Linked DNA regions of Mus musculus: regions 1, 2 and 3 are each linked to region 4. Evidence: chromatin loops called from intact Hi-C (ENCODE). Cell type or tissue: left cerebral cortex. All regions are shown on one strand. Region 1 holds the start of Ppp2ca (protein phosphatase 2 (formerly 2A), catalytic subunit, alpha isoform). Region 2 has its middle 15 kb from the start of Gm26061. Region 3 holds the start of Ube2b (ubiquitin-conjugating enzyme E2B). Region 4 holds the start of Jade2 (jade family PHD finger 2).

Region 1 (8,000 bases), 240 kb before region 4:
AGATCAGCGATCCCCCTGAATGCTAGAATTAAAGGGGCATATCACTATGCCTGGCTTCAAGACACATTTATTTTGGTTCACACTCCTAGTTCATCCCAGTAGGGAAGTCACAGCTGCAGGAATCTGAGAGAGGTGCTCATATCACCTCATGAGAAACTCAGCAATGAATGCATGTTCACACTGTAACATTTACTTGTGTGTGTACCTCAGAGGACAGCTTGAAGGAGTATGTTCTTTCTACCATGTAGTCCTATAAGGAAGGGGCCAAACTCAGGTCATTTGGGGACCTTTGCATAGGGAGCTCCCCCCACCCTTACACAATTGAGAACCCCTCCCTCCCAATCTAGGGAATGGTGCCATCCACAGTGGGTGTGTCTTCCCATCTCAACATAAGGAAGATGCTCCTAAACATACTCACAAGCCAACCTGATCTGCTAGGTAGACAATTTCTGAGACTTCCTATCCAGGTAACTCTACAGCAGCAGTTCTTTTGGGGGACCAGAACGACCCTTTCACAGGGGTCACATATCAGGTATCCTGCACACTACTAGATATTTACAATTCAAAACAGCAGCAAAATTACAGTTATGAGGTAGCAACAAAATAGTTTTATGACTGGGATCACCACAACATGAGGAACTGTATTAAAGGGTCACAGCATTAGGAAGGCTGAGAACCACTGCTCTCGAGGGTCAAGTTAACAATGCCACCCTAGTCTTTCCAACTAGATTAAAAGTTCCTTGAAAATATGCATAACATATTCTTCATTGTGTTCTGGTTGCCTTCTTAAGAGCATGTAATCTTGGAGCATGTGTTAACTATTTTTAAGTACAGAAACAAGGACCAAATAAACCGTTTACCTGAAAAAGCCAGTTACAATCACTCAGTTGGGAAATGAAAAGTAATTGTGTCCAGGTCTACCGAACAGTCCAATGAGTGGTCACACAAATGACTAGTCATCCAATGTCCACATAAAGCCCTTCACTCCGAGTCAGCAATTAGAGACTGAGACCTGGCAAGATTTACTAAGTAATATTTAAAAGGCTTACTTCTAAACCTTAAAAATACCAACCTTGTTTGATGTGAGAGAAACAAAGATCAAAACACTAGAGATTCAAGTGGGGCGTGTTATAACACACAGACAGACACACATACACACACGTCATCCCAGCACCTGAGGAAGCAGAGACACAAGGAATGTCACAAGTTCAAAGTTACCCTGGCTCTACATAACCAGTACCAGGGCAGCCAGGGATACTTGGGATGGAAGGAAGGAGGGAAGGGATAAATCTACATTTGACTTAACCAAAATGGTTTTCAGCATTTTCTGAAAAATTGTGTCATCAGAAAATATTCAACCTCAAGAATCTCCTTTCTACACCAAGCCACAAAAGAATGAGCATCTTCTGTGCTCCAAAAGTTCTTCCTGCTAACACAAATTACTAACATAATCCATAATTCTGCACTAAAATTAAATGTTAAATTAACCCTGAAAAGAAAAGCTAAAATGAAGTGGAGACACATTTTTCTAATAGAAAATTGCATTAATTAAGACTTCAAGAATACAACATGAACAACTTGCTTCCCCAATTCTTGGAGAAAACCAATGGAATGAGATAACCTGAGATACCGAGTTATCACTTCAAGGAGTGGACTCAGTTCCATGTCTGAAATAGAGAAATCGGTCAACACGGGGATTTCTACTGCTGATTGTAGCCACAAAAATACAATCCAAGAAACTTTTGCAACCAGAGAGGATAAAAAATTTGACTCTCTTCCCGTTTATGTTGCTCATTCAAAAATAAATGGCTCCACGCCAAGTACGTTACACACAGAAGGGTTTCACACTACCCAATTTGAGTCAGCATATACATCATAAATTAATGTGACACTGTATTTCCAATCCCAAAGCTCTTCGTTGTAGTATGACTCACCAAATCCTCCATTTGTCCAACTAAGAAAACTTTATATTCCTCCCTTCAAACTACCACTATGACCTTCGTAGGAACTGGGTTAGCGACTCCCTTCATAATCGTTAAACACACACTTTAAACAGGGCTCCGGGGAAGCCGAGGCGTGGAGACCGACAGGAAAGCGAGGTGACCTTTCCATAGGCGCTGGGGTCTGGCCTACAAGCCCTGCTGTGGGGGACCCTGTGGGCAGCGCCCGCTCCACGAAGCAAGCCCGAGTGCAAGCGCAATGCTTTGACTCCATGAGTCCGGAACCCGTTCCCGGGCGCAAAGCCCAGCCAGTCCCTCGCCGGGCCACCGAGGGTCCCGGCCGCCCCACTTCCCAGGGTCGGGCCGGGTTCGGCCCGGAGGCTCCGAAGCCCGGAGTCCGGCGCGCGGCGCCATTTTAGGCCGCGGTGGCGGCGCCATCCAATCAGCGCGCGGGAGGCGGGGGGCGCCGGGTCCCTCGCGAGTCGCCGCAGGCAGCGCCGGGCGCCGGGCTGCTAGGTTCGGGGGTCTGGCCTCCGTGCCGCCATGTTGCACCGTCCCCGCGGCCTCCTGATAGGCGGGCCCGGGCAGAGGCCGCACCCGCGGCCGAGAGCAGCTCACCTTCTCGCAGAGGCTCTTGACCTGGGACTCGGAGAGCTGCTTGCACTCGTTCAGCTGCTCGATCCACTGGTCCAGCTCCTTGGTGAACAACTTCTCGTCCATGATGCCGCCCGCCCGAACCGGCTGCCGCTCCGCGCTGCTCCCGCGCCGCCGCCCGCACCCGGGCCACACGCACACGCCGCCGCCGCTCTCCCGGGGTGCTTTCTGCGGCCCCAGGCGGCTGCTGGGCGCTGGCGCCGGCCCGCTGGCTCGCTCCGCAGTGCTCGGCCGCCGGCCGCTGTGCCTCCTCCTCCGCTCGCCCTAGCTCGGGACTCGGCTTTCTGTAATGGCGGCCGCCCGGCGTGGTGACGTCACGCCAGCGTCAGGGAGCCGCGGGGAGGGCGACGGAGTGGGGCCGGGACCCAGAGCTGCGCACCGTGGAGCCGGGGCGCAAGCGCAGCGGAGTTGGCTGCCGAAGGAAGTGGCTTCGCTCTTGGGGCGTGGTCCTCCCGCTGGGAGGGCGGCGGGGGAAGGGAAGAAGCGAGTCCGAGCAAGCGCAGTGCTGGTTAATCCTGGCGTCCCAGGCTCCGCAGGGCGCCTGCGCGGTCTCGGCGCATGAGCAGTCCGTGTAGGCGAGGTTTTTATTCCTTGTGACCTGGTGTTTCTGGAAGGCCTCTGGGTGATACCTCTCAGATGTGGTCTGGGCTCTGCCAGCCTGATGACTAAAGGCAACCCTAAGGCGCTTAGTCCAGCAGCCCTGGGAACCACAAGGGAGTCACACACCTTTGGGGACAAGCCTAGTGGCAGGTTGCCTGGAGTGACCTTCCCCACCTCTGGCCGTTGCAGGCTCCTATAATTAGGTCATTCGTGGGCGAAGGAAGGTGTACCTGCTGGGATGTGTCGCCCGCGCACCTTACACCCCCAGCACACACCTGTCCCTGCACGAAGGCGGGGCCGAAGTGGGCCTTCGATCCTGGCCTCTTCCTAAGCCTTGCTTCCTCTCCTGTGGCCTTCAACACCTCTGGTGTGCACTTTTCTCCGAGACCTGTGCCCACTGGAAATAATCTTGTCCTACATTCTAGAGGAACAAGCCAGGGCTGTGTTCTGGTACTGGTAGAAGCAGCTACCGTGTGTTCTGTAAAGGAAGCTGATATTCTTAAGGATCAGCCTTCGACCTGGTTATAAATCTCTTCTGAGGCTTGTGAAACGTGTTCACATTGCACTGTCTGCATTCACAGAGATACTTGGCTCTACAGAGCATCAACTGTTGACCAGATCCCATGCTTAGGGGACAAAGGGGTCATGCAGACAGAAAGGGGCTACTGCCCTGGTGGAGCTTGAATGTTCCTGGCTGGAAATGAATGGAATGGATGGAAGTCATACACTGCTCCCCTCCAGAGTCTGGGAGAGAAGCCAAAGGATGGTTATCCATGAAGGTCAAGGCAAGAGCTGACCTAGCTATACTGTGGGGAACAGTCAAGCCTGTCACACACCGGAGAAGACACAGCTCAGAGCATCAGAAGACACCCTGACCCACAAGCTACAAGAGGACCTCAGTGGCCCCATCCACAAATGGCAGGGATGAAAATCCTCCTTTATCAAGGACAACCTGCTTGGCCAGGGGAACTGGCTTGACCAATTCTGCTTTCTCTAGTGGGTACCTCCCACTAGAGTTCCCGAAGAAAGTACCTGAGATCTACTCTTCTAGACGCCTCCATACATACTTGTTCTGCCAGTCCTTTCAGCTCAAATTCTGACTCTGGTTTGCAGTGAATAGCCCCCCAAAACAAACAGGAGTAAGAGTTAAGGCTACGTGAGATGACTAAATAAAGACTGTTTGGTGCCCATAGTTATAAAGCCATGTTCACTGTGCTGTCTTGTCTTATTCTTCTCCATTGCCCTGTACTCAGCAAGAACTGGTCCTGTCTTGAAGGGCAGGAAGTAGGCGGGCACACACAAAAGGGGAGGGGCTTCTTCAAGATAGTGGTCAAGACTGAGAACTTCATACTGCCAAGGTCTCAGCCAGAGTCATACAGCTACTAAACCACAGAAAGGACCAATACTCATCCCTTTGACTGCCTTTTTTCACCTGCAAAGACAATGATGATGCTAGTCTGGCAGATTGAAAAGTACTAAACGCCCACTATATATGCCAAGGTTATATAATGAAGGTTCTTCTAAAGTACTCTAGCTAGGCACTCCTTGCTGGTAGCGTTAATGTGTTATTTATTTTCTCCTGATGCAGGTTACTTGGCTCACCACCCTCACAAAATGGAGGAAAGATAGAATTACATGTACTTAAACATCCTGCCAAATAATTAGATGCTGCAACTTAACTTCTTAAGGAATGACTTCTAGGAAGCTCTCATTAGCATTCAGGCAGTGGAGTAAGGCATACCCGATCATAAACAATACAGAACTATGCTAATCAGAGTGTCTTTACCCTTACTGGAAACCAAGAATGCTCTCATACTCTGTAGAACTTCCAATATAATAAAAGGATCTGAAAGTTGGGCCTTAACTAATTTGACCCAGCTTACTCAATTTGACAGCTGATGAATACTGAGAACAAAAATTTTTAAATGGCTGGGAGTGATATCTCATGTTGGTAATGGCAGCACTAAGGTGAGGCAGGAGAATTGCTTCCATCTCAAGAGCAGCCTGGACCACAGAATGAGTCTAAGACAAAAGGAGTTAGGTTTAAAACCCTGTCTTGAAAGCCAAAAGATAACTTAAAGAGAAAAAGAATTATCCTTTTAACTTCTGGACAAACCCGAAAGGATCCTTAAGACAACTTTGAGTACCATTGCTTAGATGACGAATCTGGGTACAGTGAGTCTGTGTTGCCCAGGATGTTTAAACATAGCTATAAATAAAAACCATCTGACGATGGGGCGGGGTAGGAGGAGGGTAACCTGGAGCAAATAGCTTTATAATAGGCACTCTTAGCCAAGATATTAAATTGACATTAAACATGGAGAAGGAGTGAGCTGTACTTCGCCAGCATTCTAACTAAAATTAGTTTTGCTGTTGTTGATCCTTCTGGTTCTCTGACTTAAGCCAACTGTCACAGGAAGCAGAGGAATGTGAGAAACAGCTCTGGGGTCGATGGGCCTGGGTTTGAATCCCTGTTTTGCAGATGCCATCCTTCCTCCCCCTTTCTCCCTTTTCCTTCCTTCCTTCCTTCCTTCCTTTCTCTTTCTCTTTCTTTCAGCAAGATCTCACTGTGTAGATCAGGCTGGTCCAGAACTCACAGAGCTGTGCCTGCCTCTGCTTCTGAGGACTGGGATTAGAGGCATAGCTACCACACCCTGTGTCATATATATAAATAAATATGGCATATATAAAAATATATTATGTAATAATATATAAAATAGATTAGAATACATTATAATTAAACAAACACTAAATAGATAGTATATGAACATATTATTAAATAATTGTTAATAATATATAAATATATATGTATTTTGGTGTTTCAAGACAGGGTTTCTCTGTGTAGCCCTGGCTGTTCTAGAATTAGCTCTGAAGACCAGGTGTCCTGGAACTCCCAGAGGTCCACCTGCTTCTGTCTCCAGAGTACTGGGATCAAAGCTATGTACCATGACCACCCAGCTCCTGTAGATTTTCTAAGTCTGAGGTTTTTTTTATCTATAAAGTAAGGTAATTATAATAGACAAGTAAGTTTATTCTGAGGGTTTAATGAGATTATAAATTCACAGCATTGAGCAGCACAGAATGCATAGCCAATCAATGCTATGTATCATTTTTATTGTAAATCTGATTTTAAATATGCCCACTGCCCATTAAAGTCCCTCAGGTATAATCAAATCATAGAAGGAAATGAAGATGGAAGAGGAAATTCAAGCAAGGAAAGAGAGATAGAAATAGAACATAAGAGACTCCCTCTCTTCCCCCGTCATCAGGAGACCTGTTGTGCAGAGACAGTTACTTAGGAATAAATCTAAGAATTAATACATTTTGTCAGGCTCATGTTCCTGTTAGCTCCGAATCCTGTATCTAAAAAGAGCAACACACCTAAAAAGGATATGTACTGTGCACCTACGTCTCTTATGCCTCAGAAACCCCAGCCAACATCCTAGCTGGGCCTGCTCAGGAAAAAAGGCCTGTGGTGCTCTGGCCCCCTGGGCCTGCTTGCCTGCCCACCAGCTTTTTGCACTCCACATGCCCACGGCTCCCAGCCATGTCTAGCTCTCCCTTTCTGTACTTTTCAGGGGCAGGGTGGAGAAGCTCATGTGCCTTTTCCTTAGGCTTAGAACTTCATGGATAGGGCCACAGTTTTGTGGCCAGGAACTTTGTCACAGATACACTATCGACTGACCTTCCTCCCAGCTCCTGTCATTTGACTAAAGAGAGGAAGGATCACGTCCCCGCCTGATGTCCATGACGTCGAGGCTGTTCTCAGTTACAGAGGGAAATGGCACAGGAAAAGAAAGGCAAAGTTCACCATCCAGAAGGCAGGACTGCCACCAGCCCCACAGTTCCCAGGACTACTGTCTATTTATTGACACAGGTGACTATTTATAGTACAAAAAAATACATTATAAAACAATATGTGTATGTGGGTGTGGTGGAACACACCTGTTTACCAAGCACTCAGGAGGCTCAGTGGGACTGAGAGCTTGAGGCCAGCCTGGGCTGCCCAGTGAGACCCTATCTCAAAGCGAACAAACAAAACGACAGCCATTTGTATGATAGCTTTATGAAGCATCTTTTATAAATACATGCTCCCAAGAGACACCAGCAAGCTACAGAAGAGGGAGTAAGAGTTGAGTGACATCTTATTTTTAAGTCTCTACTGATTTGATTCTTCTGTAATGAATATATATTGCCCTTGAAAGAAAAGATCCAGAGGCTGGAGAGATGGCTCAGCGGTTAAGAGCACTGACTGCTCTTCCAAAGGTCCTGAGTTCAATTCCCAGCAACCACATGGTGGCTTACAACCATCTGTAATGATATCTAATGCCCTCTTCTAGAGTGTCTGAAAACAGCTACAGTGTACTTACATAAAAAATAAATAAATAAATAAATAAATAAATAAATAAATCTTTAAAAAAAAAAAGAAAAACGGAAAAGATCCAGATCTGAGTAAACGCAGCATCTCTTAGGAGAGCTATAGGTTCAAAGAACTCATAGCTAGGGGCCAGAGAGAAGGCACAAGAAGTTAAGTCACTTGCCACCAAGCCTGATAACTTGAATTTGATCCTGATGTCCAATGACAAAAGGAGAGAACTGATTTCCTGAAGGTTGTCCTCTGAGCAGGTGTGACGACACATGTGCATATACACACGTAGTCAAAAAGTAAAATGTAAAGAAGAAACCAGACCCCATAGCCCAAAGACCAGCTAACTATTCCACTGTGCCTGAGGATGTAGACACGTACAGCCCACGCTTCCTTGTAGAAAGGAGGCCCAGCTTTCTTGTGGTCTTCTCATTTGCCTC
Region 2 (8,000 bases), 94 kb before region 4:
ACAGGGATCATCTGTCTGTAAATGGATCTGGACGTGTACACATGTCAGGCGAGTGCTCCAGCACTGACCTGAACGCCCAGCTCCTCGCTCTTGTTGATGGAATGTCAGCAGTGGCCCTTGTGGTAGGAGTTAATATTCCGGCCATGATCCCCAATCACCATCAGCAAGTGACCAGGAGATGTGGTCAGTTTCTGTATCAATCTCCCAGGCTGTGAGTATTTGCTATAGTGGAACTTTGCAGTTTGTCATTGTCTGTTTGGGCACAGTCCTAACTGTGGGGCTAGTGAGGCATAACCTGCATTTACAGCCCCTGGCCTGGCCTGGCCAGAGCAGATACAGGGTGAGCACAGGGTGAGCATTATGGATGCCTTTCAGCAGCAGACTGCTCTCTCCAAGTCCATCCCTAGCGCTGCCCGTGTCCCTCCCCAAAGACAACCGCTCGTTTCATCCTTCCTTCCTTCCTTCCTTCCTTCCTCCCTCCCTCCCTCCCTCCCTTTCTTCCTTCCTTCCATCCTTTCTTTCTTTCCTTCTTTCTTTTTCCTCTCCTTATGGAGACAAGGTCTTACCATGTTGTTCTTACCACATAGAACAGGCTGGTCTCAAACTCACAGATATCTGCCCGCCTCTGCCTCCTGAGTACTGGGATTAAAGTCATTCACCACCAAGCTTGGCTCAGTCACATTTAATTTAATTTAATTTACCTCCCCCCCCAAAAAAAAATAGGGTCTCACTGCATAGCTCTGACTGTCCTGGAACTCTCTATGTAGACCAGGCTTGCCTTAAACTCACATAGATCATCTTGCCTCTGCCTCCATAGTTCTGGGATTAGAGGCACGCTTGGCTCAGTTAATTTGAAATACAGAACACTTCACAGATCATTTCTCTGTATCATTTCAATTTAGGCCTACATGGTGCTGAAACACAGTTAAACTTGAATTTCAGATAAGCAGTGATAATTTTTTTTAGTGTAAGTACTATCCCAAGTGTATTTTATCTGGCAATGTTACCACATTTTCCAGTCAAGATTTAGGCTTTGAAAGAAAGAAAATAAACAGAGACAGAGATGTTGACGTAAAACAGTTCTCACCCCCAAAGGGAATATGAGAGCCAAAACTGAGTGTCTATGGCCCCTGAATGAAGACCCGGGTTTCTCTGAACAACACAGGCAACCTCAGAAGTAATTACAGGGACTTTTACATCACAGAACAAAAGAAGGCTGTACACAGAAGCGTTTATTAAATATCTTGATGGGGACATGGGGGTCAGGACATGGCTTGCAGATGCTACATTTTTTTTGTTGTTGTTTTGTCTTTTTGAGGCAGGGTCTCACTCTGTAGGCCAGGCTGGCCTTCAACTGACAAGCCTGACTCAGCCTCTCAAGGGCTGGGGTTACAGGCATGAGACACCACATCTGGCCACAGATGTTATCTTGAAGCTACTGGTCTGCTCAGAAAACATTCCAAACATTTTTACTGGATAGTCAAAAGGATATTAGGTTAGATGGAGATAGGGGCAGTAAAGGGCTGCTAGGACTTCAGATAGCACAAGATAAAGTTGGCTCCTCTTGTGTGACTTTCCAGCTCTTCCCACTCACACAGGTCTAACCCATCAATCTGCCTGCGAAAGTCCTCAGGTGGGCGTGGCTTCTCCAGGGAACACGCCTTCCTACCGATGAGGTCAGCAGCAGAAAACCAAACTAGAGATAATTCATTCACAACCATCGCTTCTTGCTCCTTTTCTTTTCCCCACAGGAAATTCACTAGAGTGAGGGGGAGGATGGGAATTGAACCCAGGACAAGTATTCAACCCCCAAGCTCCACCCCCAGGCCTTACTTATATTAATTTTTAGTATACAACTGACATTGTAGGCTACCTCTGTGGTAGAGTGTTTCCTTAGTGTACCCAAGGCCGGGCTTAATCTTGACCACTGGGTGGCAGGGAGTGAAGGAAGAAAGTTTATATATGTGTGTGTGTGTGTGTGTGTGTGTGTGTGTGTGTGTATGTATGTATATGTATGTATATGTGTATATATATGTGTATATATATATATATATATATATATATATATGAGAAAATATTGAATACTTGCACAAAACATAGAAAGTTGAACATCACTAAACAGAACACGATGGAACTGACTGCTGTTCCCTGTCCCCCAATTTTGTCCTCCCTCTGTTCCCCAGAGATACTGAAGTCAGTTCTCTCAACCATCTCAACTGTTTCCCTCCACTTCAGCCTCTTCTCATTTCTAAACTCTGTGCTCAAAAACAAAACAAAACAACACAGCACCAAGGCTCTCCCTTTGTGGTCCTAAAAACTTGTAGACCAGGCTGACCTCAAATTCCAGAGATTCTCTCACCTCCACCTCAGAATGCTGGGATCAGAGGTGCACCGACGCCTGGCTTTAGAATGCTGCTTGTGCGTGCACTGCTAGTTTGTTGGCCTGATAGTTTATAGGAGATGAGAATGTTCGTCCATTTATTCTGCTTTTAAGTTTTATTTTCCTGCTGGGCGTTGAACCCAGGACCGAATCAGCCTAACCATCAAGTTACAGTTGCAGCCCCAATCTGTGAGATCCGTTTCTTTTTCGCCAGCCTTCCTTCGGTCTTTGGTGAAGCCAATATTATGTTGTTGGCAGGGCTGACACGGTGACTAAGCCCAGGGACTTGTGTGTGCCAGTCTAGTATTATGTCACTAAGCTATGCCCCTAGTAATATCAGTTTTCTGTTAACACCATCGTGGTTGTGTAAAACATTTTTTGTTTTACTTTGTATATGTTTTGTTTGTTTTTGTTTTTTCGAGACAGGGTTTCTCTGTATAGCCCTGGAACTCACTTTGTAAACCAGGCTGGCCTCGAACTCAGAAATCTGCCTGCCTCTGCCTCCCAAGTGCTGTGATTAAAGGCGTGCGCCACCACTGCCTGGCTGTATATGTTTTTCTTTAGCGTTTAGATGTGTTGATGTTACTGGTAGGTAATATCGTTTTGGTTGTTTTTTGAGTTTTTGAGACAGTCTTGCTTTGTAGTCCTGGCCTTGAACTCTTTGTAATCCTCCTGCCCCAGCCTCCTAAGTGCAGGGATTACACGTATGTGCCACTAGGCCTGGCTCTTTTTATCTTCCTTTAAAAAAAAAATCTATTTACTTGTTTGTTTGTTTATCTTTTATTTGTGTGTATGTGTGTCCATGTGAGTGTACGTGTGTGCATATGAGTGTATGTGTGTGCACGTGAAGCTATGTGTGTGTGCACGTGAGGCTATGTGTGTGCACGTGAGGCTATGTGTGTGCACGTGAGGCTATGTGTGTGCACGTGAGGCTATGTGTGTGCACGTGAGGCTATGTGCCTCCTATGTATGTAGGATCCTGTGGAACAAACAAGGGCCCTCATCCTCTAGGACTACTACTACACTTCTTAACTGCTGTTAAGCTGCCTTGTGGGTTCTGGGAACTGGATCTGGGTCCTCAGGAAGAGTGTACAGTGTTCTAACCACTGAGCTGTATCTCCTTTGTTTCCTTCTTCCTTTGTCTTCTTCGCGTTGCTTCCTTCCTGTCCATGCCTTTGAATTTGGGGTGCAGGTGTGTGAGCCACAAAGCTCACATTCAGTTAGAGGACAGTTACACGTGCCGGTTCTCACCTCATGTCGTTTGAGACAAGATCTCTTCTTCACCGTTGAGTACACCAGGTTGGCTTCCAGGACGTTCTGTTTCCCGTCTCGCCATAGTTTTGGGATCAGAAAGATGCATGTCTGTCTTCATGTGGATTCTAGGGACCTCAGCACTCTATCCACCAGGTGGCCATCCTGGAACTCACTGTGTTAACCAGGGTCTATTCTTTATCCCTGCTGTTTTGTGATAATGAGCTTTGAAATGTCTGATTGTTTAATGTTAAAGTTTTCTTCCAGAATTGACGAGTTCTTCCGAGGCTGCCTCCCCTGTTCCACCCCCCCCCCCCCCGGGCATGCCCCTGACACTCATGACTGAGGCATTCCTGAATTGTCCGGGGATTCCAGCACTGGCCACATTATAGGACTATGTGGGGAAGAGATGACGCCTAACATGCCTGGGTGGAGCTTATCTGATGGGGACTTCCGGCAAGGGCGTTGATCCTCAGTTGGCTTTTCCTTTGGGGATTTCAAGTATCTGTTCCCATAGGTCTTTCCTGGAGCTTGCTTGGTTCTACAGAAAAGAGCTCTTGGGTCTGCAGCCTGGAGGAGGCATGAGCCTGGAAAGGAGGAGGCATGGGCCCAGTTGCCTAGGAGCAGGGTGAGGAAGAGGGGCTGGAAGCTGAGCCTTCAGTATCTCTACTGCTATCTACCACACCACCCACACTTCTACCCTCCTGCCCACACTCACCCTCACCCCTACCCTCACTACATAGCACCTGGTGTGCCCATCCAAGTTCCCTGGGGAGCAGGGAATTGTGTGTCCAGCACTGCCCCCCTGGTACTTGCACGTGGCCTTCCCAGCCTCCACCAGTCCTCTCATTTGTATCCTGTTCTCCGTCACCCTAGCAGCTTGGCCTGAGTCTTCCACAAACCCCACTGCAGGACACAGGCCTCTGCTCCATCCTGTGCTGCTATAGTAGTCACTACTGTGTCCCCTTCCTACATTCTAAGACTGGGCTGACATCTTTGCCTCCATCTCCTTGTCTATTCTCAAAAAATCATGTGATTTAGTCCTCATTTGATCCTCCATGATGGCTTTTTAGTATGGTTTGGGGCCAGAACAGTCAGAGTCACAGGGCACACTTGTGTTAAATTTAATTGAAAGCTTCTCCCTTCCTTCCTTCTTTCCTTCCTTCCTTCCTTCCTTCCTTCCTTCCTTCCTTTCTTTCTTTCTCTCTCTTTTTCTTTTTTTTTTTAACAAGGTTTCATGTAGCCCAAGATGACCTCAGACTACCTTAAGTAGCCCAGGATAACCTTGACCTTCCTGTCCTCTTGCATCCATCTCCAGAGTATCAGGATTACAGACCTGAACCGCTGCCTAGTTTATGAGGTGCTGGGAATGCAGCCCTGGGCTTCATGCTGAGGACCCGCTGAGCCATATCCCTGCTTCTCAGCCAGAACTTCTTCAACCTCAGTTTGCACTCACATCAAGGCCATCATTGCCAGGCCCTGCTGGGCAATAACTCTCCTTACAGTCAGCAAAGCTCTTCTTTTCTCTTCTCTCCTTTCCCTCTCCCTTTCCCTCTCCCTCTCCCTCTCCCTCTCCCTCTCCCTCCCCCTCCCCCCTCCCCTCCCCCTCCCCCTCCCTCTCTCTCTCTCTCCCCCCCCCAGGAGAGTCTCACTATGTAGCCCACTGTCCTGGAACTCACTCTGTAGACCAGGCTGGCCTCAATCTCACAGAGATCCACCTGCCTCTGCTTCCTGAGTGCTAGGATTAAATGCTCACACCACCACACCCATCCTGAGTGCTGGGATTAAGTGCTCACACCACCACATCTATCCTGTAGCAAAGCTTTCCTCTGATTCATCCGAGCAGATGTTTTCTTCTGGGCAGAGTGCAGACACTCACGGCATTACTGACAGCATTAGTAAAGCACACGGCCTTCTGGACAACAGCAACAAAGCCCAACAGCGGCTTCCACCTGGGAAGAGGAGGAACAGAAACCTTGAGAAGGGCTTGGGGATGGGAGTAAGGAGAAGACCCAGGTCCTGTAGAGTCCCTTCCAGGTCCCTGCTCCCATGCCTTGTCTGCCACCGGAGTCCCTTTGGTCACTTGACTCTAGAATTATATAGAACTTTTTTTTTTCTATTTTTGACGGGGTCTTGTTCTTCAGCTAGGTTGACTTTGAACTCTCTGTACGTGTAGGTAGGCCATACTGGCCTGGAATTCCAAGTCTTTCTACCTCAGGCTCCCCAGCGATGACATCATCCCAGGCACGCTGTGCTCAGCACAAGGGCGTTTCATCAGTTGTTCCTTACACCTTGTGCTGAGGGCTCAGAGTTTCAGGAACACCGTTGCCTTGTGTGCCATGGTGTCTACTGCAGTTTGGAGCCTAGAGAAGAAGAGGAGGGAGAGGAGCACTGGGAAAGGAGGCCAACATGCAGAGCCCAGCTCAGGGCACTTGCTGGAGAGCAAGCGAAGCCAATGTCAAGGCTACAACAATGGCTTCAGTTTCCTGCAGGCAACAGCGAGTGACCCAAGGCTTTTGACAAAGCAGTCTGTGCTTCAAGAAAGTTCTCCTGGGCCAGATGCTGGGTTCAGATGGCCGAGACTGAATTGGGTGGGGCAATTAGATAAAGGGGCTCCCTAACTAGGCAGTTCACAGGGCTACTTTTTTTGTCGTTTTGTTTTGTTTCTGAGACGGGGTTCCATGGAACTCTGGCTGTCATGGAACTTGCTCTGTAGACTAGGCTGGCCTTGAACTCAGAGATCTGACTGCTTCTACCTAGGATTAAAGGTATGCACCACCACCACCAGATGCTCACGGGGCTTTTAAAGATCCAGATCATGGGGCAGGGGAGAGGTAGCTCAGCTGGCAAAGTGTTTGCTGAGAGCAAGCATGGGGAGCCCTGGGGAGTCTGATTTCTAATATCCATGTGAGAAAAGCCAGGTGTGTTGGTTGGTGGATGCTTATAAAGCGTAGGGAGGTAGAGTTAAGAGGATCCCTGGGGCTCCTGGCCTAACCAGCGGACCCAGAGAGAGAAGCTATCACAAAAACACAAGGTGGGTGGTTCCTAAGAATGACACCCCCCCACACACACAGGTACACACATGCATGTGCACCTGCATGCACTAATGTGTGCCCTGATGTCAGTACATGCACACACACACACACACACTCACACGTTTGAGACAAGGTCTCACAATGTTGCCTTGGCTGACCTGGAACTTGCTTTGTGGTCTCTAACTCATGCAGACCAGGTTAGTCCTAACTAATAGAGCTCTGTCTGTGTCTCCCGAGGTGCATACCACCACATCTGCCTGGTGCTCCTTTGAGATTTTCTTACAGGTGGTCTGGAGGTGAGACTAGGAATCTGCATTTTTGAAACATCTCATTTCAAATACAGGGACTGACTCTGGAAGGGAAAACGGGTGCCTTTCCTGTGCGAGGAGGTAGGAGAAAATCATATGTGGGATAAGATGATGGGGAGAGACATTGAGGAGGGTGACAAAGGGGACCTCGAATCTGTGGGCACCTTTCCCACTCATTGTCAAGAGTGTCTAGAGCTGAAAAAGGAGCCTATAGTTCGGCTCTCTGGAGTTCCTTACACACAGTCCTCATCCCCAGGAGGTAGTGAGGGTGGAGGCTCACAGCTCACACTCTGCAGTGCAGCAGCTGGATTGCAATGCTTGTCTGTGTGTGAGCGAGCGAGTCACCTGTACCAACAGCAGACTCCTCCCCACACAATGCAAAGTCTCCAAGCTGTTAGCTTCATCTGGCTTTTGCGAGGATACCATGCAATGCCACACTGGAGGCTGGGCACTGTGCCTGACCCATCGAGCATCCTACATGGGAGTGCTAGGCGTAATTCTGAGAAATGTGTCATGGCAGAAGCCAGAGATCCATGTCTATGTTGTTCAGCACTAGGAGACAAGTCTCAGGAAAGCAGAAAGCACCAACCCTTTCACTTGTTCTCCACCTGTGCAGCTTTCCCTAGGTGTAAGTTTGGTGACTCCTCTGCCTTTGATTTCTAGGACTTGAAGAGAAATGACAATCCCTTGCTGCTGCATGTAATTGGTGAGAAGCACACAGACCTGGAATTATAATTATGACGTTTTAAATGCCAAGCTCTTCAGAAGTCTGACTTTGCCCTTGCTGTCACCCTGAACCCAAACCCTGCCTCCCACACCCTGAGCATGCCCCCGAGTCTCTCGGCCAAGCTTCACCTGGGAAATCTGAGTGACAGGTGACATGCAGGCAGCTGGAAGACGCACAGTAAACGGAGCCTACGATGAGCTCAGAAGAGGTGAGTTGATGATCTGCTATTTATAGCCCCACTAAGAGGCTCTGGCCGCCAGCTCCATGTGAGGCTGGGTGGAAATGATGCCTTAGCAGGC
Region 3 (8,000 bases), 140 kb before region 4:
GACCCGGAAGGGAAAGTGACACGAAGCGGAAGATAGACCCAAGGGGAAGGGGGAGGGACGTAGGAGGCCCGCGTGCTTGCAGGTGGGGGTGGGGGTGGGGGGTGGGGATGAGGGAGAGCGGGGCATTTTATAGCAGAATGAACGCCTGGAGGCTTTCGCCCGGCAAGAGAGCGTTTTGTCACCTGGGTGGTTACTGGTCCCTTACTTGTGCCCGGTTCTAGGAGGTTGACGGAGATAATTGGATCTACGGAACACTTATGGGGCTACAGTTTGCCAGTGCTTCGTTACTATTCCATGCAACCGATTTCGACCTCAAAGTCGACATAATCCTTAAACCGGGGACAAGATCGTTTTTGGATAGAGGGCTTAGCTCGGTAGTAAGCCACATACTCAGCGTTCACTACTCCTCTGACTTATTTCTAACACCATTTCTGTACACATTTTCAGTTTCCCAATTACTACTGCTTTCTACCTACTAGTGATCCCTTTTTGTTTTGAGACAAGGGCTACTATATAGCTCCGGGTAGCCTGGGACTCACAATGTATACTTCCAGGCTGGCCTCAAACTCCCAAGATTATCTGCCTGCTTAGAGTGCTGTGCTGAGTGCCATCATATCCAGCCCTAGCAGTACTTTTAAAGTTTTCTCATGACGTGTGAAACGCAAAACTTTTTAGGAAAACAAAATAATTCACCGGACTCTGCCACAGGCTGAGTAAGTACAAGGACGCCTAGGGATGTACTTTTAAATAGCCCGCAGAGCTTTTAAAAGGGCTCCATTTTTACAGATCTTGATTTAACTGTAATAGCAAAAGTAGGTCATCGAGATGGCTCAGTAGGAAAAGGCTACGAAGCCCAAAGTGTAGAGTTCAATTTCTTGGACCTACGTGGTGGAAAATGAACCAACTCCTCCAAGTTGTCTTGTGACCTATACACACAAATGAATGTGCACAACGAGTGTGCTGAGTAGTGTAAAAAAGAAACTAGTTTGCTTTTTTAAAAACAAAAACAAAAAACAGTTTAGGGCTGGAGAGATGGCTCAGCGGTTAGGATTACTGACTACTACTCCAGAGGTCCTGAATTCAGTTCCCAGCAACCACATGGTTACTCACAAGCATCTGTAATGGGATCTGATGCCCTCTTCTGGTGTGTCTGAAGACAGCTACAGTGTATTTGTAAAAAAAAAAAAAAAAAAAAAAAATCTTAAAAAACAACAAACAAACAAAAAACAGCCGGGCGTGGTAGCTCACGCCTTTAATCCCAGCACTTGGGAGGCAGAGGCAGGCGAGTTCCAGGACGGCCAGGGCTACACAGAGAAACAGTTTAGACGCATTTCCATTTTTGCAATTTTGCTACTAACTGCTAGAGCCTGGCTTTGGAGCTTGAGAGTTAGGAGGGCTGGGCACTTGGCTTGGATTTTTCTTTTTCCTATAAATAAGAATGTTGTGAGACCTGCTATATGTTTACTTAAGATTTGTTATGAACTAAATATTTGCAAGGAGCAAAGCATGAATTAGTGAGCCCCTGTCATCACAAACTAACTCCTAACCCCAGCACTCAGGAGAGAGGAAGTCAGAACTATGTGAGATTGGGGCCAGCCTGGTCTACATAGCAAGTTACCCTGTTTTAATAAGTGAAATTATAGTTCTAAGACTGCGGTTGTAGGTTTCCAGCAAGCCACCTGGCCATGAAATTGTGTGAATTTTGTTAACATTCTGCTCTCTATATTTTTGGGAAGCATTCAATTTATCAAAACATTTCATTTTGGATATTAAAAACTATCCCGTCCATTTTTTAAAGTAATAAATTGCTAGATAAGCAACAGAATGAGATTTTTAAAAAGCGTCTGCCATTTCACTCTATGTATTTCTTGATCATGAGGAAGATTAACATTGGTATGGCTGGACGGAAATTTAAAAAAGCCCAGGCACTTGTTACCGGCCCAGGGGATTTAAAAAGCCTGTTTTCCCCCAAGACAAGGTCTCTCCCAACTCTAGGTGCGGTGGAATTTGCAGACCTCTAGTCCCCTGTCTACCCAGTGCTGGAGTTGTGCTTGTGCGCTGCATCCTTTTCAATAACATTTTACAGGGCTACCTAAGGCCCTGGGGTTCTACGGAATAACTCAAAGAGAAGAAACGTAAAGGTAAGAATATTTAACTTTTAGCTTAGTCACATTGTGAGGACACAGCAGCGGCTATCAAGAGTAAGACATACCTGACAATCCTCAAGGTTACTTTTTGGCGGGGAGGGATGAGACGCTCAGGCTGCCTAGGGTGGCTACCATCCTGCTTCACTGAGGCTAGCCTTATACTCCTGATCCTTTCCACTCTCCGAATGGTGGGATTGGCAGGATGCACCAAGACGCTGGGTTCTCAAGGTCATTTTAAATCAAGAGAATTGTTTGAAGGAAGAAGGGATAAGGACAGTGAAAAAGGTTAACCCTTCCTGGTTTCATGGAACCATGTGAAAGAGTGAGCAGTGGAGTCTCATGCGCTTCCCCCTTCTTGAGTTAAAGAATTCCGCATCTACTACACTGTTCCGGTCCCTAGAACTAACAAATCCCCAATACAGGGCTAGAAGCTGAGCACGGAAATTCCAGGAGCCAGCTGGGGGCTGTGGTGGTCAATGCTTCGGGAATCGGCTATGAATCAACCCCCCACACCGCACTTCCGGTCCATTTGGTCCCTCTTTGCTATTGTATAAAGCTTGTAATGAGTTACCTCAGAGTCGAGCTCTAACTCCCACCCATGTCTGCAGGATCTCTCCCCTGATCTGAATCATTTTTGTAGGTTTCTTTGACAACCAGCAGCATTGATATGCTCTAAAATCACACCCACTCACTTCTTGAAAAACACAATTGTGCCCCACCGCAGGCAAATTCACAGATTCCAATTCAAAGACTCCATAGATGGAGTCTTTAAGGTTTGGGCAATCTATTCCACTCTCATTTCTGTATAAATTCTAAGTATGGAAATTCCATTAGCAGGAACAGGCTATTGATGCAAATGCCCTTAATCCCATCTCATTTGCACCGACCTAGCATTCAAAGCCGTTCATTACAAGGCTTTGCCACACTTTCAGTACCTGTCCCACGTACCAGAGTTGCTAAGCCACTTGAAACACAGAATTAAGTCCAGATTTTTTTTTTGTTGTTCCGTTTTAAAAGACTCAGAATGCAAGCGGCTCCTTCCACAATGTCTCCTTTTGCAAAGCCCCAGTACTTTGGGACCAAAAGAATAATGTATGACTAGAGGTGTCAACTCCTTATACTCAAGGACCTGCTTTGTTAGACCTGAAACCAGAGCCAGGCTAGGCCATCACGTGACCTGCTCTGATGGCGTCACAGGCACACGTGGTTCTAGATACTTCGCTCCCTCCCCCTCAGGGGTGGATTGTTGACAGCGGCGCTGGCGGTCACGTGACTTGACGTCACCCCCCCCCCCACCTCCTCTCCTCCGAAATCTCAGGCTCCGGATGCACCACTCTCTCCCCGTCCGGCCGAACTTGAAACTAGCGACGGGGGGAGCGAGGCGAGGTAGCGTGTGGGCTCCGAGGGCGTTGGGCCGGGCCGTGTTCAGCGTGAGCACGGAGCGGATCCTCCGTAGTTGCCCGCAAGCAACAAGCCCGGAAGGCCGCCTTCTGCCCCTCCGGTGCGGCGCGCGCGCCCGCTCGCCCCGCCCCCTCTCCCCCCTCCCGCGGTGGTACTGGCGGAGGGCGGAGGGATCTGGAGGCGGCGGAGGGAGACGTCATTGCAGGGTTGTTTGTGCAGTCTCGGTGGCGGCGGCGACCCACAGTGATTCGGCCGCTGCGCCGGGGGGTGGGGGGGCTGAACGGGACTCTTTTCTTTCAGACTGACCGCGGGGCAGCTGCGGAGCATGTCGACCCCGGCCCGTAGGAGGCTCATGCGGGATTTCAAGCGGTAAGGGCCCTCGTCTTAGCCCAATATGACGGCCTCTTCCCGAAGCCATGGACTGTAGGGCGGGGATTCCGGATATCTTCCTCCTGGTGACCCTGAGGAGGCGGGCAGTGGGCCTGCGGGACCCACGGCAGTCCCGGCTTCCCGGTGGCTCTTACTCCCTCGCTTCATACCTCCCTCTGTCTGGAGTAAAGATGGTCGGTACTACAGCCTCCTGCCCTTCCCCCCCAAAAGTAGGAAGGTGGCCATCGCTGGGCCTAGGTGTCCCAGAGGCCCACCTAGGGCAGATGCAGACGCTTCACCTCCCGCCTCTGCACCCTGCAGTGTCCCCTCCCCAGGTGGTGCGAGTGAGCTGCTCCTGAGGCTCCGGCCTCGCCTGGCGGACCAGTCCAGCTTTGTTACAGGGCCCCGTGATCTCCTGTTGGTAGTGAGAGGTTGGGGTGAATACTGCCCCAAATCTCTCCCTTTCTGCAGTGGTGAGGGTGGGGTCTGCTGCGCGAGGTCCGGAGGTGGTTAGCCCATCCCCCGAAACCCGATCTGCCCCCGCCCACCTGGAAGGACCTTGAGAACTGGCTCGGGAAACCTGGGCCTGGAGCTAGCCACTTGGCCTGCCAGTGCCTTCTGGAACTAAGATCTGGCCGCGGAATAAAAGCCTATCTATAGCCTCCCCAGCCTGGAAAAATGCCTTCCGTCAGACTGGAGCTAATCTGATACTCCACCTGGGCCTCCTTTTGGAAAATAGGGGTTTATAGGAAATGTGGGGCTTGAAGGAAGAAGATGACCTCTCCCAGTTGTTTACCTCTCCTTGGAAACGTACAAGTGCAGAAACAGTAGACTAGATACTAGTTTTCTTTCTGGGCAGACCCGCTGTGATTGAGACAAATCTGTAATATAAAAACTTAGATTTGCCTCTCAGGAAGCAACTGCTCAACTTTCCCATTATAAAGCCCTTTATGAGAGAGAGAGAAAAAAAAGCCCTTTATGAGGCATTTGGAAGCTATTGTCTTGGGACCTGGACAACTTCATCATTTAATTCGTTGCTGATTTTAGCCACACAATTGAGGAATGAAGCAGTAAATTCGTCCCTCTCAGTCCTGTTAGTGACCTAATCTGCTTGAGGTTGACCAGTTTGCCAAGTGTCCACTTAAAAATCACAACATACTTTGTGAGATGGACAGGTTTTTGTTGTTGTTTGTTTGCTTGCTTTTTTTTTGTTTGTTTTTTGTTTTTCAAGACAGGGTTTCTTTCTCTGTGTAGCCCTGGCTGTCCTGAAACTCACTCTGTAGACCAGGCTGGCTCGAACTCAGAAATCCCCTTGCCTCTGTCCCCTAAATGCTGGGATTAAAGGCGTGCGCCACTACTGCCAGGCTGTTTTTTTTTTTTTTTTTTTTTTATTAATGATCTGCCAGACAAAGAGATGTCCTTTTTGGTGCAAAAGTCACCCAATGCTTGAAGTCACTATATTTGATTAGCTCTGTAACTGATACACAAATAAAACTTTCCATTATGGATAATACATTATCTATTATTATTTATCTCTTGTTCATTTTTGCAATTTCTGTACTTGACTCCCAGTTGAGTACAAGGTGCCTTTGGTGGTTTTCCAAGGATCTTGAGGTTACATGAAATTGCTGATGATGTCTGTTGAAAGCATTGTATGGAGGCCTGAGGTATATTTGGCCTGAGAGCAGAGTTTTTAAAATAGAGCCTGCTGGAAAAGCTAGCTGGAGCTTCTGACTACTTTAGAAAGGCACTGTTTGAAGCACAGGCCATGAAGTAAGACTTGCTTTCTAGTTAAATTGAGGTTTTTTGTTTTTTTAAGTCATTTAGTGTATAGAGATTTCCTACATTTTTGTGTTGTGTAGTGTCTGTAGTTAGGACTGGAGATCCTTCCATGATTAAGGTACGAAAATTGTAAGTTTTTGTTGTGTTTGGTTTTTGTTTTTTGAGACAGGGTTTTTTTGTTTGTTTGTTTGTTTTTTGTGTGTGTAGCCCTGGCTGTTTTGGAACTCACTCTGTAGACCAGGCTGGCCTCCAACTCACTCACCTATGTCCCAAGTGTTGGGTCCAAAGGTGTGGACAACCACTACCACCTGGTAGTTGCAGGTTATCTAAAAGTATTTTTCATTGCTAAAATTGTAAACTTTGAGTGGGTTAAGAGGGTACTCTGAAAACGAGTTCCTCAAGAGACCATATCTTAAATCTTGCTGTTTGAAGAATTTACAGATCTGGTAGTATTAATACGAATATTAACCTGGTTGATTCATTTAGATCGTAACTCATTTCAGCTCCAACTATAACAAGTCAGTCTAGCTAGTCTGTCAGAGTAGCTTCAGGAGAGTCTGACCTCACTGGCCTATATGTTCAACTCTGAAAATGACTACTCTGGACTTCTAGATTGCAAGAGGACCCACCTGTGGGGGTCAGTGGCGCCCCATCTGAAAACAACATCATGCAGTGGAATGCAGTTATATTTGGGTGAGTTGAGCTAGGGATTGCTCAGAAAAGGTAAGTAAATAAGCACTGGGGAGAGAGGCTGAGGCCGATTCTGAAACTCACTTGTGTGGGGCGGGGACACATCTTTTGAGAACCCTGGGCCTCCTGTGCTAATTGTGCTCCCATCCCTAAGCTGTATATCCAGCTCTTGAAACATTTTATTGAGTCTGGGGCATTTATATAAAATTGGTCGGCTTGCTGTTATATTTAATTTGGCTTCTTTCCCTTGAGCCAAGGTGTGTTGCAGTGTTGCTCAGGGTGATTTTGAACTGGGCTGAAGTGATCCTCTTGCTTTAGGCCCTCTGGAGTAGCTGGGATTGTGGGCGTATGACACTGTACCTGGCTATGGTATGGTTTTATGGTTACTCGAGGTGACTGATCCTAGGGTGTGAAGGCTTTGAGTGAAGCTGAGTGGTAGACTGCTTGCCTGCTATGCATATGGCCCAGGGCTTGATCCCCACACTAATAAGTAAATGCTGGAAATTAAATGGGCTAATGAAGGAGATCAGGTAAATCACCTCATACAAAATGTGCCGTTCAAGTGTTTATGCCCCTACTGTTGGAGCTGTAAGGACACTTGGAACCAAAAGGACCGAAAACTTTGCTGTGACAAGAATTTTAGCTAAAAATGACATATGCACAGCCTACCGAGAAGCCACTGGATGACTTTGGGTAATACTGAGATTGAAACACCCTGTAGGCAAATGCTCCATCCATCACTGGGCTGCACTCCTAGCACCTTTGAGATTCTATTGAGATAGACTCTTGACAAGGGTGGGGTTCAGCCTTTTGATCTAGCACTTAGAGGCTAGGGTCCAGGCTGCCTACTGAGGTCCTGTCTCACAAAAAAACAACAACAAAAAGATCTCCATGCATTTCTCAGACTTGGGATCTTCTTCCTTCAACATCCTCAGTGCTGGGAACACAGGCATAGGCTACCATATAATACCTTTTTAATTTCTTGTTTATCATTTGTGCGCAAGTGTGCACGCCTGCATGCTGGCTGACTGACTGTGAGTAGGTATCTATAACCCATAACACTTGGTGTAGAGGTAAGATGACAATTGTGTAGTCATTTCTCTCCCTCCATCATGTGTTCAAGAGATAGTATGGCGAGTAGTTCTACTTGCTAAACTGTCTTGCTAGCCCTGCACATCCTTTTTGATTTAAAATGTAAAAAATTTTTGATTATGTGTGTTTGTCTATATATGGGATTATGGGAATTTACCACTACAGCTAGTTATGGTATGGTATGATTTTACAGTCAACCCAGGTAATTGATTAAAAACTAGGGTTTGAAGGATACGTGTATAAGAGAGCAGGTGCCCATTGGAAGCCAGAGGCCAATGTCTGATGTCCTGAAGTTGTAAGCTCCCTGACATGGGTACTGGAAATCAAATTCCTGTAAGAGGTTTTTTCAAATATTCTTCATCAGTAAGCTGTCTTACAAGGATCTACACTTAACTAGGATATAACTAGTGGGGGATCTACACTTAACTAGTAGATAACTAGTGGGGTACTAAGAATGTAGCTAGCTCAGTGGTGGAGTGCTTGCCTTAACATTCCTGAAGTCCTGGTCAGTCATCTATA
Region 4 (8,000 bases):
CAGACACATAATTAAAAATAGGTGCACATACAACTACACATCATTAAAATAATTGGGGAAGAAAAGAGTTTATAAGAAAGAAGACATGAGCAAAGCACTCACGTGAGCTGCACTCTTAGCCTGGTCCTGCCTTACTTAGAGGGAATGTAAATTTACATATTCACATACATGGGTATGCGTGTGCTCATGTGGTCTCTGTAATCTTCTGCTCACCAAGGTGAAAACAGATCCAGAGAGATGTATTCACTGATCTGCCTCACACAGCCTTCTGAGCAGAAAAGCCAGGATTAGAAGCCATTAACCTCTCGGTTGGGCACTCCCAGCCTCCAACACGTGTTAGCAGACATTGACCTTGGCCTGGGAAAATCTTCTCAGTGGACCTCTGAGAACCAGAGTTAGGGCTAACTGTGAGGTGCTGATGAGCCAGCCCTTCCTCTTGCCAGACAGGCCTCTTTTAGACTTTGTGAATGAAGGCCAAAGAAGAGAAGTTCTGCTGGTGGCTTCCTTGAGTTCTCCTGCTGCAGAAAGCTCTTGGTTCCTCATGTCCCTCTTTGTTGCAGAGACAATCTCCCTGTCAGAGGATCTGAGCTGTTTTGAGTTTGTTCATTATTAGATTTATTTCTCCTATAAGCAAATGTGTTCACAACATTCCGTCGGGGAATCTTCTTAATTGTCACATAAATGTCATCTTATGTAAATTGAATATTTATCTTTGCATGCAAGGGGGTTTGGGGGTGGAGGGGAAAGGAAAAATAAACAAACTTCAGTCTTGGAAAGGGAAAGGGATTTGAAACTCATCCACCTGCCTTCAAAAACAAAGGTGAGTTGGGGGGGAAATCATTGGATTATCTTGGAAGGGGTAGAATACATTGGCAAGGGTGAGAAGAGATGCCTTAGGGATGCTGGAGATGAGAGATGCCTTAGGGTTGCAGGGCCAGGCTTCCCCAAACCTCAGTCCAAAGCTAGCCAACCTCCCCAGCTGGAGCATTCCCAGGAGGCAAAAGGTTGCCCCCCACGTGCCTACCCCTCCAGGAGGCCTGCCCTTTTCCTTCCTAGAGAGAAGGTGAGCTCCCCAGGCACAGCGGGTTGGGTGGGTGTGGCCCGCAGCTCAGGGAACCGACCCAAGGCTCCGCCACTGCCGGCTAGCCGCCCGACAGCCCGCCCGCCTGGCGAGCGCAGGCTCTTCTTCCAGAAACTGCGAGGATTGGAGAGCACTGTTTGTGCACCACAAGGTCAAGTCGGGAAGTGGAGTCGGAGGAGGAGGGGCGAGAACGAGAGGGTGGGGAGAGGGGCGCCCCGCTTCTCTGCCAAGTACCAGCCCTGGGAAGTTGCCCCTCGGTTTTTAACCCTTTGCGGCTATAAGATGCACGAGGCAGAAGGAAGGGGGTACCCCGGGGCAAACTCCTCCTGAGGCTAGGACATGTTGCCACCCTGCTAGCCACCCACCCATCACAGTGCGCCTCACCCCCCCTCCGGAAATGCAGGGCAGCACCAGGCGCCAGGAGGCACCCGCGAGGGGGAGGGGGCAACAAGCCCAAGAAGGGACCCCCTCCCCTTAAGGACAGCCCCTCTCTTCCGGAGGTCGCCCACAATTTCAACTTTCCCTGCCTAGGATGCTAGTTTGCATTTGGTGTGGGTGGGGGAGGAGGACCGCGCCCCCTCCCCCAGCCCCTTGCGCGCCCCTCCCCTGCACTCCTGCCAGCACTTTCTGCTCACTTCTGGCGCTGCAAAAAACGCCACGCGATTTATTCGATTTCGATTTTAAAACCAGTGATTCCGAAACCGGGCGGAGGGCGAGGGTCTTCCAGCACCAGAGTCCCTGGGGGTGGGGCGGGCGAGCTGGGTACTCCGTGCAAGCCTCGTTTCCTCCGCGAGTGTCGCCTCCAAGCTGTTATTTGCAAAGAAACGTCTTTTTGACGCAGGGAGAAATGGCAAATTTTAAGTACGTCATTAATATGGCGCCAAAAGATTTTTTTAAGTATAAGCTTGCTTTTTTTTTTTTTTAAAGGTTGTGGGGGGCTCCGCCTGGGTCTGGGGCGCGAAGGGGGCGGGGTGTGAGCAGAAAGTGTGAGTGAGCGAGTGGAGGGGCGGGGTATGTGTGTGAGTGTGTGAAGTGTGAGCCGACCTGATGGGACTTGCACGGGCTCAGCCGGCGCTCGGGCCCGGCCCTGGGGACAGGGCGGGTTGGGGGCGCCCCGGAGTCCACGAGGAGTCCGGGCCCGCGTGCAGGCGGGCGGGTGACCGTGTAGGGCACCCCCCCGGGGGGGCCGCAACGCTACCTGGGACTGTCGCCGGAGCCAAACAACTGGGAAGGGGGGGGGGAACACGACAGGGGGGTGCCGGGAGCGGAGATCCGAGTGAATTAGAAAAAAGTGGCTACTCCCCCTCCCTCTCTTCTTGCCCGCCCCCACCCCACCCCACCCCCACCCCAACACATTTTTTCCCCCTCTAAAGAGATCACAAGGAAGTCTTGGTTTAAAAAGAAACAGAAACATACACAGGGGGTTGGTGAATGGTGCCGACCGCGGCCATCGCAGTTGGAGGCTATTTTTTTGGGGGGTGAGTAGCGTCCATGGAGTTACTTTGCGCCCACTCCTAGTGGCACCAGCTCTGAGCTGGAGGGCTGACCATCTTCCCAGCAGGGGTGCGGGGCTTGGGGGGCGCCGCGGCCCGGTCGCCTCCCTCGCCACGACCCCGGATGGATGCGCGCCCCCCGCCCTCCCGCGCCGGCCCCAGGAGCTCCTGGCTTCGGGAGCATCCTTCCCGCGCCGGCCCCCGCCGCCGCGCGTAGCCGAGGGCAGCGCCCCTCGGGAGGGCACCGCGGAGCAAGGTAAGAGCCAGCCCCCAGCGGATGGGCCCTGCGCATCTCCACGGCATTATTTTGTGGGCTTTTTTTTTTTTTCAACAGATCTGCCAGTGCTCCTCGCTCCCTCTCTCTTGCTCGCTCGCTCCCTCTCTCGCTGGCTGCCTGTTCTAGGAAGCCAGCGCGGGGGGTGGGGGGGGGGGACGCACAGCACTGGGGAGAGAGATTGCGCATGTTGGTCAGCCGTGTTTTAAAGAGTACAGTGCGGGGAGGCTGAGAGGGGCGCATGCAACAACTTTTGGAAGGGTGAGCCTGGCGACCTTCTTTATTAATGACTGCGGCAAAGCGCCCCTGGGCCGGCGAGGGGGCGCGGGCGGGTGGGGGCGCTGGGGCTGCAACTTGCCTCGCGGGCTCCGGCCGGCCCGAGGGGCTGCGGCGCTACCGGGGTGCGGGGTGGGGAGGCTGAGTGGCGGGCACCGGGGCACGGGAAACCTGGAGCTATCTGCCCTTCTGTCTCCCGAGTTTCATTTTGTTGATACGCAGCACGTCCGGGTGCCGAACCGGGCTGAGCCGATGCACATGACCCCGCACTGGGCTCACGTGCAGCCGGTCCAGTCCTAGACACCTTCCGGGGGCCACCGCCTCCGCCCTGCGCCCCCTTTCCAGGCTGGGTGCACGAGGGAGCTGCACGCGGGGGCAGCATGCTCGGTTCTTGGGTTCAGAGGCATTGCACAAATTAGTTTTTTTTTTTTTTCTTCTTAAGGGGCGGGGGACAACGTTCCCAGGTGAGTGCTGGGTGCGCAGTCCAGGCAGCCAGGGTGCATACTGGGGTAGTGGACAGCAGCTCTCCGGTGCTGCGCGGGAGTCCGGTGGGGGAGAGGCACCGCGAGAGTGGAAATGTACCGGCGACGGCCGGAGCGGCGGGTGCGCGCTCGCGGGGCGACGGCAGGGGGCGTGGCCCTTGTTTACCTTCTCCCAACTCTGCTGGTTCGCGTCCCGCTTCAGGGACGACTCTGCAGCTCCCCCCTCTTCCCTCCGCCCTTACTAAAACTCTGGGTGGTACCTAAGAGCAGCAGACAAGTGGAGGGCCCTGCCTGGGACACACGCACCTGACCCCAAAATGAGTGACATTGCAGCCCCCGCCCCCACCAAACATTGCTGCAGTCCTTCTGCCGGATCCCCGGCCCCGCCCCGCCCCCGGCAGTGGCATCTTCCCGGCTCACCTCCTTCCTCCCTCTCCCTCCCTCCTTCCCACCCACTTGCCTGCGCCTGCGGAGCGGCTCTCGCTCGCCCACTCCCCGCCTGGGTGCAGACTTGTGGCTCCCCATGGTCCCTTCCCGCCCATCCCTGGGCTCTGAGACATCCCCTTCTCCGAGCAAGGGGTGATCCTGGGTCAGCTTGGAGACTCGTAGCTTTTCTGCCGGAGGGTGAGGACATCTGCAAAACCGGCTTGGAGGCTTTCCTCTACCTTCCAGAGAGGCCCAGCCAGCTCAGCCCGGTCCCTCTTCTGCACACCTCTGCCCCGCTCAGTACCCCCGCCCCCACCCCGGGCTCAGTTGCCCTTCCCCGAGTCCCCTAGACCCCTCCCCCGCCCCGGGCGTCAAGCCCACCCACCTCCTGGCACCGCCCCCGGCCCGAACCGCCTCTTGCCCTTCCTACGCCTGGGCCGGAGCCCCCCGCAGCCACCTCCGGCTCCTCCTCCCGGCTCCCGCGGTCGGAATCACGCCGGCGCGCCTCCAGCCTGCGTGCCCGTCGCCCGCCGCCAAGGGCAGGCTGGAGGCGCGCAACCCTCTTCTAATCCACTTAGCCGCTGCAGCCGGCCTGTGCACTTTTTAAAAAAAAAAAAAAAAACAGCTTGGCCTCAGGCCTCCTGCTGGGTGGGGGGCGGGGGAAGGGGGCCGGGTGTCTTTATGCCCGAGGGTACATTGCACTGGTTATCCCGGGTCTCTGCAGATTTCCAAACTTCACCCTTGCCCCTAGCACCCCCCCCCCCACCTCATCTGCAGGATTCCGAGGTACAAAGTTTTACCCAGAGGCAGTTTGCAAGAGGTCAATGGGAGGGATTATGGTTGTTCTCAGAGATGTGGCTTAGGGAGGGGCGGGGCCCCCCATTTAGAAATGAAGAGTTCTGAGCCCGGAAGAAGGTTAGGATGCTCCCTTAACATTTATATTTGCAAACAGACCGGAGCTTGGGAGCTGGGTTCTCCTCCCAGAGTGGCACTGTCTCTCCTGTCACTGGTAAAATTCCCAGTAGGACATTTGGCAGAAGATCCTGGCAGAGGTTTGCCAACCGAGCCTGGCCCTGTTTCCTGGGTTCCCAGGGTGCTGACTTCTTTTTCCCCTCGCCTGATTTCTTTTTCCCCCCCTTAGGGCCCCAGGCGAACACACCAGCCCTCCAGGCCCTCCGGTCCCATCTTCCTTGGGCGGGTTAGGACTCGCAGAGCAATCTACTAAGCAGGCAAGGAAAATAAGAGAATGAACTGTAAAGGGGGGAAGGAATGAGTAATAAAACTGACCTAGTCAAGAATAAGCTTTTATGTTTAGGCTATGTTATTTGCTTTTTAGGTCGCAGGCTGCAAAAGCAGGCTTTGATCCGAAGTGGGCGAATAATTTATTGAGAAAGTTTGCATGGTGTGTGTGTGGGGGGGGGGGTCGTGTTTGATCTGAAGCCCTCTCCTCGGTTGTTCCAAGAGCTGTTGGCTGCTATTTTGAGTGGGAAAGCATTTGGTTCCACAGTAAATGCCTTTTAGAGGGGAGTCCTCACCCTACGCAGCAGGACTTAACAGTGAATGTTGGCTTTGAAACTGTTTGGCCAAGGGTCTCCCCAACACTCTTGGAGATGAAGTGTTTAAGGACAGAGTTGTTTGGGCTCTGGATACAGCAAATGTTTCCAGAGTGCTTTCCCATCCAGCGTGCTTTTCCCCTAAATTGCCTGGGTAAATGGCCGGTGACTCCTATCCAAGAGGCTGTCAAAGATCTAAGCTGCTAGGTTCTCATTGGTACTCTGTATGTGGGGGTCCCCGGGTCCCTATTGTACTTTATTATCTCAGTGTAAGCCTTAGACACTGACTCCCCTAGGTTTGGGGCTGCAGGCAGGATATTCCCGTTATTTATAACCAGTGTTTCTATTAGACTTAGAAGGTGGTTGGTTGCCTCAGTGCCCCCGCCAAATGCTTCACTGTATATGTACAGCAGGCTGTCTGCAGGTCTCTCGGATGGGTGTTTGGGTTGCATGAGAGGTTGCCAGAATAGAGTTGGGGGTGGGGGTAACTTTGACGTGTCATGTCCCCCATGCAGTGGGACACTTAGACACTTAAATGGCAGGTCTTAGCTCAAAGCTTCGGCACCTCCTGGAAGTTGGTTCTGGAGCTTTAGGCAGCCCTCTAAGCTTCCGCTCAGAAATCTCATTGGAATTTAGAAAACTTCATCTGTGCCGTAAGCCTTCCTGCAGTCTTGAGCCCTTTGACCGTGGAGTCAGCCAGCCTAGGTTTGAATGTAGTTTCCAGCTGTGTTAAAGGCACCAGAGGTCTTAGTTTACTTATCAGCCAGTGGGATTGATAATAATCCCTATCTGTAGGTGAGCGTAGGAAGTAATAGATTGTATTAAAAGACTAAACCTGGGTCTAAGGATATAGCTGGTCAAGCCCTTGTCTAACAATTCCAAGCCCTGGGTTCTAGCAATATAATGAATGGAAAGAGAAGGAAAAAAGAAGAAGAAGAAGCAGCAGCAGCCTAAAGTGAGTGGTAGCACACGGCACAGTGTTACCACTCTGTTAATGAACCGAGGCAAGCCAGTTATTATATGCACGATGGCCTTTAATCTGTTAGCCCCAGGCTAGGCCAGAAAGGCAGCTTCTCTTCTACGAAGAAGAAATGAGCATCTAACAGGTGCCTGTGGGCAGCTAGACTTAGGAATGGTCCACTGAAATGTGCCCTGTGGGGAGAAGAGTAAGGTTGAGGAAGTATTGAAAGGTAAATTAGGTAGAACCTGTCACACTCGGCTCTCCTTGGTTGGGTGGTAGAACTGGCCTGCATGATTGACACCTGTAGGCACTGGAAACTGGGGCCTGGGTGGGACAATGAAGGTAGGCAGTGGAGTGGCAGGAGAGAGATCCCAGCGCCTCTCAGGCTTGGAGAAGTAGAGTTGACAGTCACAGACAGCAGCCCTCTTGCCCTGTGTGCACAGAATCATTTTTTGTATCCGCAGTTATTGTCCCTGAGAAGGCATTAAAGCTAATGAGAGATGGGAAAGAGTGGGGCTCTGACCCCTGTTTGAAACAGTTTAAGAGTGTGCAAGCTCTTGTTTTCTGAAAGTCTGGCCTTCCCTGCACAAGGAGGCTCTGAGGACAGGTTTTCCAGCCGAAATATCATTAAATTGTATTAGCATCTTATTACACACACGCCTTCGCAGTCCGCCTCAGACAGGGAGTTTTTGTTTCTCTCTGAGAGATTGTGTCTGGAATGGTAAATTGCCTGCTTGAAGGCCCCCTCCCCTTCTTCTTCTTCTTCTTCTTTTTTTTTTTAAAGAAGGATGGAGTCCTGGTGTGTGTGTGGGGGGGGGGGGCAGGTCTGGTGGCCCCTGGAGAGGAGAGACTGGAGGCCAGGTTGGGGTGTTTTAACTGCCCCAGGGAGTGGCTGCAGTAGCTGGCCTGAAAGACCCACTGTTCCCAGGGTCAGCTGGGAGGGCGTTAATGGAGGCCCAGGGTGTTTATTTGAATTTATTTGCAGAGACATCTTTAAAAGAGACTGGCATTGGGCAGTAGTGTTCCAGGGCCAGAACTTTAGTGGGGGGCGGGAGGGGGGGTGGCTAAGGCCAGTGGCCTGTGCTGCCAAGAAAACATCTGCCACCAAATTGCTGCCCTATTACTGAGTTGACATTGGTCATTAGCCAGGAGCCCAACCACATAAAGCTGCCTGGAAAATGTGTAGGGTCAAGACTGGGAAGGAGGACTGTGCAAACAGGAGGGAATCTTGGGCTAGGGTGTCAGTTTCTGCCAGTAGCAGGCCAGCCAGCTGGGCTGTGTGGTCCTGACACTCCATGAGGGAGGAACCCGTAGTGTGTTCAGTACTCCCCACTATACTGGGTGCAGTGTGAGAGTTCCTGGCCTTCACACAAGGATCTAGCCAGACATGCTCTTTACTCTTTCCCAACAGGGACAGTTGGCAAGTAGCTCAACACGCCGACGTGCGTGCGCTC

Evidence for each region. Peaks named below come from ENCODE experiments on the same cell type or tissue, not always from the same donor. Only the 100,000 strongest peaks of a DNase experiment are listed, where the experiment ranks them.
Region 1: a loop joins it to region 4, with 6 times the contacts of the local background. A loop is called at or near these places in 3 of 42 quality-filtered maps.
Region 2: it touches region 4 in a loop (2.2-fold over the local background); 7 of 42 quality-filtered maps call a loop at or near these places.
Region 3: it touches region 4 in a loop (9-fold over the local background); 7 of 42 quality-filtered maps call a loop at or near these places.

The regions. Positions count from the first base shown.
Region 1 is chr11:52,093,709-52,101,708 of GRCm38, reverse strand. It overlaps Ppp2ca (protein phosphatase 2 (formerly 2A), catalytic subunit, alpha isoform), which reads right to left and starts at 2,885. Exons shown (of 7, transcript NM_019411.4): 1 at 2,559-2,885. The coding sequence starts at 2,660. In left cerebral cortex, CTCF peaks have their summits at 2,883 and 3,084; DNase peaks (open chromatin) are centred at 2,133, 2,485, 3,031, 6,618 and 1 more place; H3K4me3 peaks cover 3,087 bases; H3K27ac peaks cover 2,167 bases.
Region 2 is chr11:51,945,704-51,953,703 of GRCm38, reverse strand. No RefSeq gene overlaps it. Among named protein-coding and RNA genes, the nearest start is that of Gm26061, 15 kb to the left of the region's middle. In left cerebral cortex, a CTCF peak has its summit at 3,784 (motif pointing right); DNase peaks (open chromatin) are centred at 7,415 and 7,980; H3K27ac peaks cover 682 bases.
Region 3 is chr11:51,996,210-52,004,209 of GRCm38, reverse strand. It overlaps Ube2b (ubiquitin-conjugating enzyme E2B), which reads left to right and starts at 3,719. Exons shown (of 6, transcript NM_009458.5): 1 at 3,719-3,917; 2 at 6,312-6,392. The coding sequence starts at 3,874. It also overlaps a transcript of Cdkl3 not described here. In left cerebral cortex, a CTCF peak has its summit at 1,128 (motif pointing left); DNase peaks (open chromatin) are centred at 3,354, 3,696, 4,046, 4,432 and 1 more place; H3K4me3 peaks cover 4,130 bases; H3K27ac peaks cover 2,830 bases.
Region 4 is chr11:51,852,141-51,860,140 of GRCm38, reverse strand. It overlaps Jade2 (jade family PHD finger 2), which reads left to right and starts at 2,473. Exons shown (of 13, transcript NM_001357588.2): 1 at 2,473-2,830; 2 at 5,174-5,261. The coding sequence starts at 2,703. It overlaps Gm30110 (a long non-coding RNA gene), which reads right to left and starts at 4,695. Exons shown (of 2, transcript XR_388628.2): 1 at 4,418-4,695; 2 at 3,544-4,220. In left cerebral cortex, CTCF peaks have their summits at 2,930, 3,547, 3,746 and 4,559; DNase peaks (open chromatin) are centred at 3,793, 4,074, 4,490, 5,086 and 7 more places; H3K4me3 peaks cover 4,101 bases; H3K27ac peaks cover 4,245 bases.